2 separate regions of the Homo sapiens genome follow, and region 1 is linked to region 2. A link is a contact called in ENCODE Hi-C or POLR2A ChIA-PET data. All regions are on one chromosome and are shown on one strand. Each heading gives the region's core, a stretch centred on a gene start or an enhancer-like site at or near the end of the contact. The rest is flanking DNA. Distances are from core to core; before and after follow the strand shown. Region 1 overlaps KLC1 (kinesin light chain 1). Region 2 holds the start of RCOR1 (REST corepressor 1).

Region 1 (5,568 bases), core at 295-2,794, 1.1 Mb before region 2:
TTCCTCTTGTCATTAGGGGTGCTTCAAGCAACATGTCCAGCACCCTACAAGCCTCTTTAACAGCCACCGAGAAGGGGGCTGGGGAAAAGCTTTCCCGAGATGGCTGCCTCCCAAGAGTGTTGGGGGACAGGTCGGGGCACTGGCCTGTCTGTGAGGATTAGTGGATCTGGACAACTGGGAGGGCAGTGCCTGGCCACTGTCGCGAACTCTCAGCACCAGCACAGGGGCAGGGACTGCCAAGTCCCAACAGCTCGAGCTGCCGGGTGGGCCCCAGGCACCTGAGAAACAGGTTCTAGAGCAGCCACAGGCACCCGGCCACCCACTGACAGCCACACCAAAGGGCGGAGTGGATGAAAACTCAAACGGCCTCCGTGATGGGGAAGGGAGGCAGTACTTTCAGATGTAAACCTGATGTGTCTGTGTGAGGCCCGAGCAACTGCACCGAGTGCTTCAGGTTTTAGTGTCAAACTGACAGCACGCTAGTCATCATGTTAACAGAGTTTTGAATACTTCTGAACACTGAACAACAGCTTAAGTAGACAATTAATTATTAATAGTTATAAACTTAGTAGAGGCTAAAATCAAACAATCATACAAACTAGTAATTGGTCGAGCTTTGACAGTACTTTAACAGAATACATTAATTAGGTTAAACTATTTTTAAAGACCATTTGAGATCATTAATTAATATTCTGAGAATGTTCACAGTGTGAACATGCCCATAATTCACATAATCAGTGGTTAAGCAGAATATAAAAATACTACTGTCACAACTGTCTGTCTAGGAACAAACGTGGCGGCGTCCCCAGCCCTCTGCAGGAGCAGGGGCCGAGCAGGGGCCGAGTGCGGGTCTGCAGCAGACCTGCCAGCGTGGTCTGGGCAGCCTAGGACACAATTCGGGGTAGGCTCCTTACTTGAAAGCGATCTTCAGCAGCCTTGCCACCCACGTTAAGGACATTCAGAGAGCTGGCACGCTTCATGCTGCAACCCGGACACGGACATGCAAGGACAAACGATCAGCACATCGGTCAACCAGCAACAGGAAGCACAAGCAAAGCCCCCTCCAACGCCTCTGTGACACTGGGGGCTCTAGGGACCTTGCCTTCATCTTGCTTGGGTAACCGGGGAGTCCTATGTCTCACTCTATTTAGTGCCCAGGAGAAAAGACCACAGCTTCTCTGCATCTTTCACAGCAAAATGCTTCTTTTAAAGTACCATATGCAAACTCAAAATGTCCTTAGACTTGCACTTTTAAAAAGTGGCTCATCTAGACTGGGTATAGTGGCTCAAGTCTGTAATCCCAATGCTTTGGAAGGCCAAGGCAGGAGGATCACTTAAGCCCAGGAGTTCAAGACCATCCCGGGTAACATGGGGAAACCCCATCTCTACAAAAATACAAAAATTAGCCAGGCGTGGTGGCATGCATCTGTAGTCCCAGCTGCTCAGGAGGCAGAAGTGGAGGATCACTTGAGCCCAGGTGGTCAAGGCTGCAGTGAGCCATGACTGCACCACTGCACTCCAGCCTGGGAGACAGAGCAAGACCCTGTCTCTCTTTAAAACAAAACGAAACAAAAAAAAGACCAGCTGCAGTGGCTCACACCTGTAATCTTTGGGAGGCTGAGGCGGGCAGACTGCCTGAGCTCAGGAGTTTGAGACCAGCCTGAGCAACACGGTGAAACCCCATCTCTACTAAAATACAAAAAATTAGCTGGGCATGGTGGCATGTGCCTGTAATTCCAGCTACTTGGGAGGCTGAGGCAGGAAAATCATTTGAACCCAGGAGACAGAGGTTGCAGTGAGCTGAGATCACGCCACTGCACTCCAGCCTACGCAAGAGTGAGACTCCACCTACCAAAAAAAAAAAAAAAAAAAAAAAAAAAAGCCAGGCGTGGTGGCTCATGCTTGTAATCCCAGCACTTTGGGAGACTGAGGCGGGTGGATCACTTGAGGCCCAGAGTTCACAACCAGCCTGGGCAACGTGGTGAAACCCTGTCTCTACTAAAAATGCAAAAAATTAGCCAGGCGTGGTGGTACACACCTGTAATCCCAGCTACTCTGGAGGCTGAGGCACAAGATTCACTTAAGCCCAGGAGGCAGAGGTTGCAGTGAGCCAAGATCACTCCACTGTAGTCCAGCCTGGGCGACACAGCAAGACTCTGTCTCAGAAAAAAAAAAAAAAAAAAAGTGGGGGGAACCATCTGGGAGCAGAGAGGCTCTGCCTTCAGTCTGATGCTTTTCAGGGAGGGTGCTCCAGGGCTCATGTCAGACTCGTCACCACTAAGGGATCATGAAGAGACACTCAAAACTCACTGCTAAAAGATGATGCATAAATATACTGTCATATTTTTTATCTTTCTATATTAAAAGCTGGGAAATCAACTTTATTGTTAGTAAAATAAACTCTGAAGCCAGTATTTTTCTACTTAGAAAGCAAAATGTAACATAAAGTCATGGTTCTCCACTTAAAGGAATACAGGAATGTATACATATATTTACTTTTCCTCCATCTGATGTATTTAAAATACTTGATGAAACAGCCTATAAATAATCTATAACTTAAATGATGGACAGTCATAAAATGACTATCGTTGTTCACCACCACCATGGATGCCTTTGAACATAAACTCCCCTGAAGTTTTAAAGCTAAAGCAACCGATACTGAGGGTTACTTGAATTCTGAACGTGAACTGCATGCAACATGGGACAGCGAACATGAGCGCAGCAGTTCCTGGGAAAGCCAAGGACGGTGGCTGTGAGGCTGAGGCACAGGCTTGAGGGGTGACAGGGACAGCCTCACACAGGACACTGGGATGAGGCTGAAAGCCCAGGGCACCCACCCGTGTGTCAGCAGTGCTGTGAGCACAGCGCCTGGCACATGGCAGATACTCAGCCAGCCCCTGCCGAACAACTGCACCAAAAGCAAGACCTGAATTTCCTTATCCCCAGGCAAAACTCACCCCCAAAATGTCCCAACCAGGACAAAACAAAAACATCCCAATGAAGCCCACAACAGACATTGCTGGAGTCCCAAACAGGTTTTTCTCTACCTAGAACCACTCAAGAACAAAGTATAAAATCAAACCAAATCACAAGTAAATTATCATCTGACATACTCAGTTATTCTTGCTATAAAGTGGCCATTAACTTTTTTTTTTTTTTGAGACGAAGTTTCACTCCATCGCCCAGGCTGGAGTGCAGTGGTGTGATCTTGGCTCACTGCAACCTCTGCCCTACTGGGTTCCAGTGATTCTCCTGCCTCAGCCTCCTGAGTAGCTGGGACCACAGGCATGCACCACCTGGCCCGGCTAATTTTTGTATTTTTAGTAGAGACGGGGTTTCGCCATGATGGCCAGGCTGGTTTCAAACTCCTGATCTCAAGTGATCCACCCACCTAGGCCTCCCAAAGTGCTGGGATTACAGGCATCAGCCACTGCACCGGCCGCCATTAACTCTTTTTAAAAGAGCTACACAACCTTCCCTCAAACCCCCTTTTACGAAACGAAAGAACAACTCGAATCCTCAACGTCTCTTCCTACCACTCTTGCGAACTGCCTTGTTTGAACACGTGGCATTCAAAACCTTTCAGTACAGTCACTGTTAGGAGTCAGCCAAACAGCAAGCTGCAAACACCCTGGTCCTTGAGCGATTCTCAAAAAGTGGCCCCGGGCCAGCAGCCCCAGCACTGTGGGAACTTGTGTGAAATGCAAATTCTGAGATCAGGGACTCAGGAATTGGAAACTCAGGGGTGGGGCCTCACAGTCTCTGTCTGAACAAACCCTCCAAAAGATGTCTGAGACTACTGTCTAGTTAATAAAAACAGTCACTCTTATTTGGAAAGATTATTCAGTTGTATGCATTTTACGGGATGCAATTTCCAAAGTCATGTAGAAAACGTTAGTCCGTGCAAGTGTGTGCATCTATGTCACATGGTTCAGGCTGGCAGTGCTACAGCCCCATGAACACTGACCACAGTTCTAACACTGGGGACTGGTCACACACTGCTACATTTTTATCACGGCAAAGACACAAAACACGAGAAAACAGAACAACTCTGAGAGCTGTCATGTGGGAGTGTGGTCCAAGTTACAACACTCAGCACCAGAACTGGACTCTGCACTTAAAAGGCTTCAAAACTTAAGAACCTCAAACAATCAGTGTGATCCCCTCCAGGAATTAAATAATGTCCAGAATGCTCTCTCTGGGCATCATGTAATTCCTGGAGGGGATCTGAGAGCTGCTGTGTGACACCTCACATCATTCCAAGGAAGCGACACCAAGCAGTCACACAGCACTGCTCCAACCCTCTCAATGCTGTTTAAGAAGAAATGTGTAATCTCAAAATTCATCGAGAGGCAGATAGTAATCTATCATTTTGGTTCTGGAAATCTGTAAACATTTTAAAATAAGATCACTATTCCAAAGGCAATTTAAAATCCATTTCCCCCAAATAAGAGTTCATTTGTTTCATTGTAAGCAATTTGCTGCTAAGTCCCCATAAACTTCCAGAAGTCCAGTCTTCAAATCCTTGGGATCTTCCAGGGAGTTTTCTGAATGAACATTTGTGGGGCTCCTAAAACTCCCTCTCCAGAAATGGGCTGGAAAACAGTTGTGAGAAGCTCCTTACAAAAGCCACGTCACTCCTCTTGCCTCAGGCCTGCACCTCTCTCACAGCCATGAAGAGAAGTCTCCATCCACGACAGAGACTCCCACAGGGATACCAAGCGGACAAGAGGGTGAGCCCTACCACTAAGGGACTGGGCCATCTCTGGCCACCCCGCACCCTGGCCGTGTATGGCAACAGTTCTAAGGGCTTAGGTTATCAGGGATACTGAGAGAGATGAAAAAGTGGACATACTTTTTTTTTTAAATAGCTTTTAAAAGACAAAATAGGCCAGGCACGGTGGCTCACACCTGTAATCCCAGCAATTTGGGAGGCCGAGACGGGAAGATCACCTGAAGTCAGGAGTTCGAGACCAGCCTGGCTAACATGGTGAAACCCCGTTTCTACTAAAAATACAAAAAACTAGCCAGGCGTGGTGGCATGTGCCTGTAATCCCAGCTACTTGGGAGGCTGAGGCAGGAGAATCACTTGAACCCAGGAGGCGGAGGTTGCGGTGACCGAGATGGTGCCATTGCACTCCAGCTTGGGGAACAAGAACGAAACTCCATCTCAACAACAACAACGAAAAAGACAGAGTAACGAAACAACTGATCAGGCACATAACTTTATTATTTCCAATATGTTCTCCAGAAGAACTCGGTTTCACCATCCTGAGGTGATCAGACTTCTTACTCACAGAACTTAAAGTGGGATCACTTGTAAAATAGTTTTACTAGGAATCAGTCTCTAAAAAGTCGGTCACCATTTAGGAAGTCAGAGTTACACAGAGTGGCTGGCAAAAGTCTGCCTCATGAGAAATACGTCCAAGCCAGGAGCAGCTGCCCAGAGGTGACCCTGGACACTGCGGCAGGGACAATCTGTCAACTTTGTGCACCATATTAAAAACAAAGGATATCTTAAGAACCAAATTCCTTTGACAACTTAAATGTTATTTTTCAAAAGCCTCT
Region 2 (5,826 bases), core at 1-2,500:
AGGCAGGCGCCCTCTGGAAAACACACTTCTTTTATTGACTGGTTTTGGGGGGTCGTTCTTCTACTCGCCTTCTGGATGGGAGGGCAGTCAGGAGCCAGCAAGAGCCCAGAGGCTGAGAGGAGGAGCAAAGGCGTGGGGAGCAGCCTTTGGGAAGGGTTCCGAGAAAGGGGTCTCTGGGGACCTCCTAAGTCCGGGGCGCTCGCAGGACACTAACTCTCCGGCACTGCCACCCTTACCCCTGGCCGAGGCGCAGCTCACCTGGACGCAGGGACCCCCAGCGCCCCCAGGCCAGGTGTGGCCACCTCCGACGCCACCCGCAGTCCTCGGAGGCGCAAGGGGGCAGCGGCGCCGGCCCTGCTGGGGGCGACCTGGCCTCCCCCGGGTGCAGAGGCACGTTTGCAGAACACTCGTGTGCGTGTGCGCCTCCTCGTCCTCGCCCTGCTGTTCTCCCCACGGACGGCAGGGCGAACGCACAAAAAGAAAGTTGTCGGCGGGCTCCCGCCCCCTCGGGCTCGCCGGGGACCCGGGGCTCCCGCTCATCCCCGCCGCCGGCCGGCCGGGGCCGCTACTCACCGGGGTCGAAGTCGGGCACCACCGCCTGGTACTGGGGTCCGACCCTCATGCCACCGCCACCTGCGGGGGAAGCAGAATACGGCGGTCAGCGCGGCGCGGGGCGCGGGGCCCGGGGCCGCGGGGGCGGCTGCCACCTACCGTGCTCCTCGTCGCTGGACGAGCCCGAGCTGCCTTCCTCCCAGGAGTTGCTGCTGCTGTTGCCATTGGGCGCCGCCGCCGCCAAACTTTTATTCTGGCCATTATTGGGGGCGGCGGCGGCTGAGGCGGCGGCGGCCGAGGCTGAGGAGGCGGCGGCGCCCGAGGCGGCAGTGGCGGCTGGCGAGGCGCAGGCGGCCGAGGCGGCGGCGGAGGCGGCGGCGGCGGAGGCGGAGGCGGCCGCGTTGTTCCTCCCTCTCCGCTTCCCTGAGACCTCGGGGCCCTTCTCCACCATGGCCGGCATCGGCGGGGGCCGGGGCCGTGCGAAAGTGGCGGGGACCCGCGGCTCCTGAGGAGGGGGCGCCGAGACGGGGGAGGGGGCGCGGGGCCGGCGCGGGGCCGGGCGGGCGCGGCGGGAGCCCACGGGCGCGAGTCCGAGTCGGGGGAGGCCCAAACGGGCAGAGCGCGGAGCCGCTTCAAGCCCCCAGCGACGAGCCGAGCGCAACTTTCGCTCTCATCGCCGCCCTCACTTCACTGGCACCAACTACTCCGGGAGCAGCGAGCGGAGAGGGGAGGAGGCAGGGGCGGGGCCTGCAGGGGCGCCGGGGGAGGGGGGCGCGCAGCCCAACTGACGCGAGATGGCTCCGCCCCCCCTCGCGCTCCCATTGGCTCTGGTGGGATTTGGACAGCCAGCGGCAGCGGGGTTGGCTCCGCGCGCCCGTCCGTCCGGGGCGGCGGGGCGGGGGAGCGGGGAGGGGCGGCTCCGGGCTTCCGTTGGCGAGGTTCGGTTGACGCGTATCGCCCGCCGTACGTGGTTTGAGGTTTGCCATCTCCCTACGCCCCATGATCCATCTCTCCAGGCAGCGGCGAGGAGTTCGCGGCCCTCCCCGCCCCCTACCCTTGGCCGCGGCCCCTGCCCTTGCTGCCCGCGCACGCCTCCCGCAGCCTCTGGCCCCCCATCTGAAGGACCCCGCTGAGAGTCCCGTCGACTTCTCAAAGTAAAATGTGTCTGGCGCTGGGAAGCCGCGGAGCGCCCGGCCGGGACTACTTTCCGCTGCGCGGAGGAGTACGGGCGCGCTAAGACTCCATACAAAGAGGAAACTAATTGGGGGAAACTCGCTGCGCCCCCGCCTTTCCCAGGGGACGCGGGGCTGGCGGGGGCGGGGGCCGCGGCGCGGGGGACGGGCTTCCCAGGCGGCCGCCTCCCCTGGCGCGAGCTGCGTGGGGACTCGGGTCTGCGGTGCTGCCCGCTAATTGGGTGGGGGAGGCCGGGGCCCCCGGGGTGGCTTGGGTGCGGGGTGCGCCGCGGCTTCAGAGGCCCAAGGGAGGGTCCCCGTGGGTCCCCGGGGCACAGAGTCCCGGCGTGGGGACGCCCAAGCCGCCTGGGTGGCCGCTGAAAGATGAATGAAGGGGCCCAGTCGTCCTGGGGCGGGGGTCCAGGAAGGGTAAAGAGGAAGAAGCTATTTTCATCCCAAGCTCTCGGCACGGGAGGAGGGTCAACTTCTTTCGGGGCGAGGGCAGCCACTTTTCCGGACCTGCCGCCCGCCCCGCCTCCCTACTCCCCCCGGCACCCCCACGAGGGAGAACACGGGGTGCGGGCGGGTGGGGTAGGCTGAGGCTAGCCTGAGAGCCGCTGCCTTGGAGAGGGACCACCGGGCAGCCGTACAGCTGTTAGGAGGCTGAGGAGTGTAACTGCCTTGGAGGTCCCGGTGCCCTACCCCCAGCCAACCCTGAAACTACGCGCCCTTCGTAATTAGACCAGTGGAGGTCTATACGGAAAATCTTTTTAAAGCAGGGAAGGCTATTTTTCTTTTAAGTTACTTCAAACCTGAGCTTAATTTGGGGACTAGCTCTGGATATAAATAGCTACAGGGAGAATTTGGGAGTTTTATGGTTTTAAAGCCTGAGTAAATAAGCAGGGTTTTGTCTTGAACATTTTCTGCAGCATGAACCATTATTAACTTTATTGAAGAGACCACGTTCACTTCTGCCTAAATGGCCTTTAAGAAACAGGGCTGGGAGCCCTCCTGGTATAGAAGCCCTTCCCCCACCAAGTTCAGGTGGGGGACTTAGACTTTTAGACTCTCCTCAAAAGTACGTCCCTCTCCTTGGAGTGCCCTGGATGCTGCAGGTGTGTGCCCCAATACACCCTGTCAGCTGGCCTGGGCAGGGTACAGAACCGGGGTGGCATTCCCGGGGCTGGGCCACCGGCTAAGGCCTCTGACTCATCCGGAGGTGAGCCCTGTGTGAGGAATGAGGTCCAGAACACGCTGCCCCGCTCGCTTGGTGTCTACAAAGTTCTGCCACGAGACTAGAAGGATCAACCTACAAGGGCACAAAGGTGATACTGGGTCATTAAGGCAATAGGGATAGCAGAGCACACAAGGCCGCCCTCTCCACCCACCAGCCCCCAAGGCTGAGGCCAGGCTGGGCTACCAGTAGGGGCGCAGCAGTGGACTTGACAAGCATTCTTTTTTTTTTTTTTCCAACGAATATTAACACTTAATATGTGCCGGGCCCTGTTCTATTTTGTCTGACCCTAATGCTACACCGATACTGTATTGGCCTGAAGCTCTCAGATTTACCAACCGTAAAATACAGGAAACAGTACCTACCTCCTGGCCTGATGGACTGTAATAGAGTCCATCCTTCCAGCATAGGGAACCCCAACGTTAAGGACACTCGCCTTCCCATCGCTTGGGGAGAGGGCTCCACACACAGCCCTGGGATTGGGAATTTGTGATCCCACACTTCTAACGCATCCACAAAGCCGGCAGCCCTATCATGTTTTTCGGTGAGACTCCCACTCTGAAAGTGAGACCTCATGCCTGCTCCCCTCTCCTTACACCTCCCACAGCCCCTTCTGCCTGGGCTCCTAGCCCGTGGCCTTACCTCATTCTTCAGAGAAAAACGAAAGCCTTCAGGATCTTTCTCCTCTCCCAGTACCCAAACAGACAAACTTCCCTGTCGGGTACTCACGTCCTCCTCAGGCCTAGGACCCCATCCCGCTGCCCTCCCCTCGAGGCTTTTCTGTGCCATCAGCCTCACTCTGGACCGACTCCTGCCCCCAAACCCTCTCCTGCCTCTGGCCATTTCTCCCTCCCTTCAGACATTTCTGTAGACTTCCCTACACTCACCTCCTCCACCCCTTCCCGTCCCAGCCTCTCATCACCCCATCCAGCAGGGCTGTGTCCCCACCCCTTAACTGCTGCTAAGGTAACCTACAACCTCTCCGCTGCCCAATCCGGGGGTCACTTCTTGGTCTCGCTGAGCTTCTCAGCAGCAGCTGAGTCGACCACTCCTCCTCCTGGAAACCCTCACTTATCTGGACCTGGGGATTCCAGTTCACCTGGTCCTGCTACCTCACAGGTCACTCCCCATCAGTCTCCTCTGCAGCTTTCAACCTGTCATCGTTGGGATTCCTCCTTGCCTTTTTCCTTTCATTAATTTTTTTTTTATCCAGAGTCTCACTCTGTCGCCCAGGCTGGAGTCCAGTGGCACGATCTGGGCTCACTGCAACCTCTGCCTCAGCCTCCCGAGTAGCTAAGATTACAGGCACCCGCCACTACACCCGGCTAATTTTTGTATTTTTAGTAGAGACGGGGTTTCACCATATTGGCCAGGCTGGTCTTGAACTCCTGGCCTCGTGATCCGCCCGCCTCGGACTTCCAAAGTGCTGGGATTACAGGCTTGAGCCATGGCGCCCGGTGACATAGCGAGATCCCGTCTGTATAAAACAAAAACAAAAAAAAAAACTGTGACCCTATGACCATCTCGTCCCCCCACCCTAAAAAAAAACAAAAACTATGACCATGACCATCTCATACCCCACCCTTATAGATGAGAAAGCTGAGGCACCCAGAAGTGAAATATCTTCCTAGGATCAGGCATGATATGAGGGGAGGAGCCGGGGCACAGCTAAGCCAGGAGCTATGGAGCCTCTTAACCAAGGCCAGAGTTGCCCCAGGGATTCTGGGACGGCCAGGGGCAAGGGTGTCTGCAACATGCTTGGTCTGATGCTAAACATACAGTGTTTATAATTTTGTATTCATTGTATTTTCCCAGAAAAAGGGAAGGGAAAAGAGTCAGCATGTGTTATAAAATGATTAGAAAATGGGAAAGGAAGTACCTGGTACAGCAAAATCAACCATCAAATGAACATACCCCAGTGATGGAGTCATCAAAGCCCAAAGGGGCTCCGTCTCCTTCAGTTCAGGAATGAAGGGAAGGGATCAGGAAAAGGAGAGACGGGTACAGGCTTTCCTACCCCAGTGTTTATAGTTCTTCCTGCTGCTAATTATTATTATTACTATATTTGGGCTTGTTAGAAAATTCTGTTTGGCAAGGAATTCCTTTCCCAAGAATGGAGCCAGGCAGAGGGCAGGGTATGGGCCAGGGCTGGGAAGTGTCAGGAAAACACCCTAAAGCCATTCCTGGGAGGTTTCAAGCCCCCAAAGGACTATTGGAAAACTGAGACTTCAGGCTGGAATTTTAGCCATCCTAAGAGTTCTGAACCTGGAATCCATGGATAGAATTCTGGAGACCATGAACCAGAGCTGGTAAATACATCTTTATTTAAATTAACCTTTAACACCAAGTGCGGTGGCACTCACTTATAATCCCAGGTACTTTGAGGCCTCCAGCAAGACCCCTGTCTCAAAAAAAAAATCAACCTTTAACCAAAATCCAGCATTTTCTTCACTTATGAATGTAGGTGATATTCCATCTCAACACATTGCAGTCACTGGAAATATCTCAAAATAGCATTTATTTATTTATTTTATTTTTATTTTATTTTTTGAGACAGAGTCTTGTTCTGTCGCCCAGGCTGGAGTGCAGTGGCATGATCTCAGCTCAGTGCAACCTCCCGGGTTCCAACTATTTTCCTCCCTCAGGCTCTGAGTAGCTGGGATCACAGGCACCCACCACCACGCCCAGCTAATTTTTGTGTTTTTAGTAGAGATGGGGTTTCACCATGTTGGCCAGACTGGTGTCGAACTCCTGACGTCGTGATCCGCCCACCTTGGCCTCCCAAAGTGCTGGGATTACAGGCATGAGCCACCGCGCCCAGCCTCAAAATAGCACGTATACTCGTCTCCAAAATCACAGAAGTTATTA

Evidence for each region. Hi-C counts contacts between places; a loop is a spot of excess contacts on that map. ChIA-PET counts read pairs that join two places held with the same protein, here RNA polymerase II (POLR2A). Pooled maps may share reads with other maps.
Region 1: a loop to region 2 is called in a pooled map, with 5 times the contacts of the local background. The contact joins the enhancer-like site here to the promoter of RCOR1 in region 2. A Hi-C loop is called at or near these places in 1 of 37 single-sample maps with no recorded cell type and 1 of 50 pooled maps. POLR2A ChIA-PET finds 5 or more read pairs at or near these places in 1 of 52 experiments (naive thymus-derived CD4-positive, alpha-beta T cell).

The regions. Positions count from the first base shown.
Region 1 is chr14:103,687,772-103,693,339 of GRCh38, reverse strand. It overlaps KLC1 (kinesin light chain 1), which reads right to left. Exons shown (of 17, transcript NM_001394837.1): 15 at 915-981. Among named protein-coding and RNA genes, the nearest start is that of XRCC3, 25 kb to the left of the region's middle. RefSeq lists silencers at 3,981-4,030, 3,881-4,081. Within about 2 kb of position 1,544, at least 4 of the 41 ENCODE cell types and tissues checked have a DNase peak (open chromatin) inside an H3K27ac peak, as active enhancers do.
Region 2 is chr14:102,588,073-102,593,898 of GRCh38, reverse strand. It overlaps RCOR1 (REST corepressor 1), which reads right to left and starts at 1,250. Exons shown (of 12, transcript NM_015156.4): 1 at 712-1,250; 2 at 574-633. The coding sequence starts at 1,012. RefSeq lists silencers at 274-883, 944-2,253 and enhancers at 1,832-2,647, 2,929-2,978.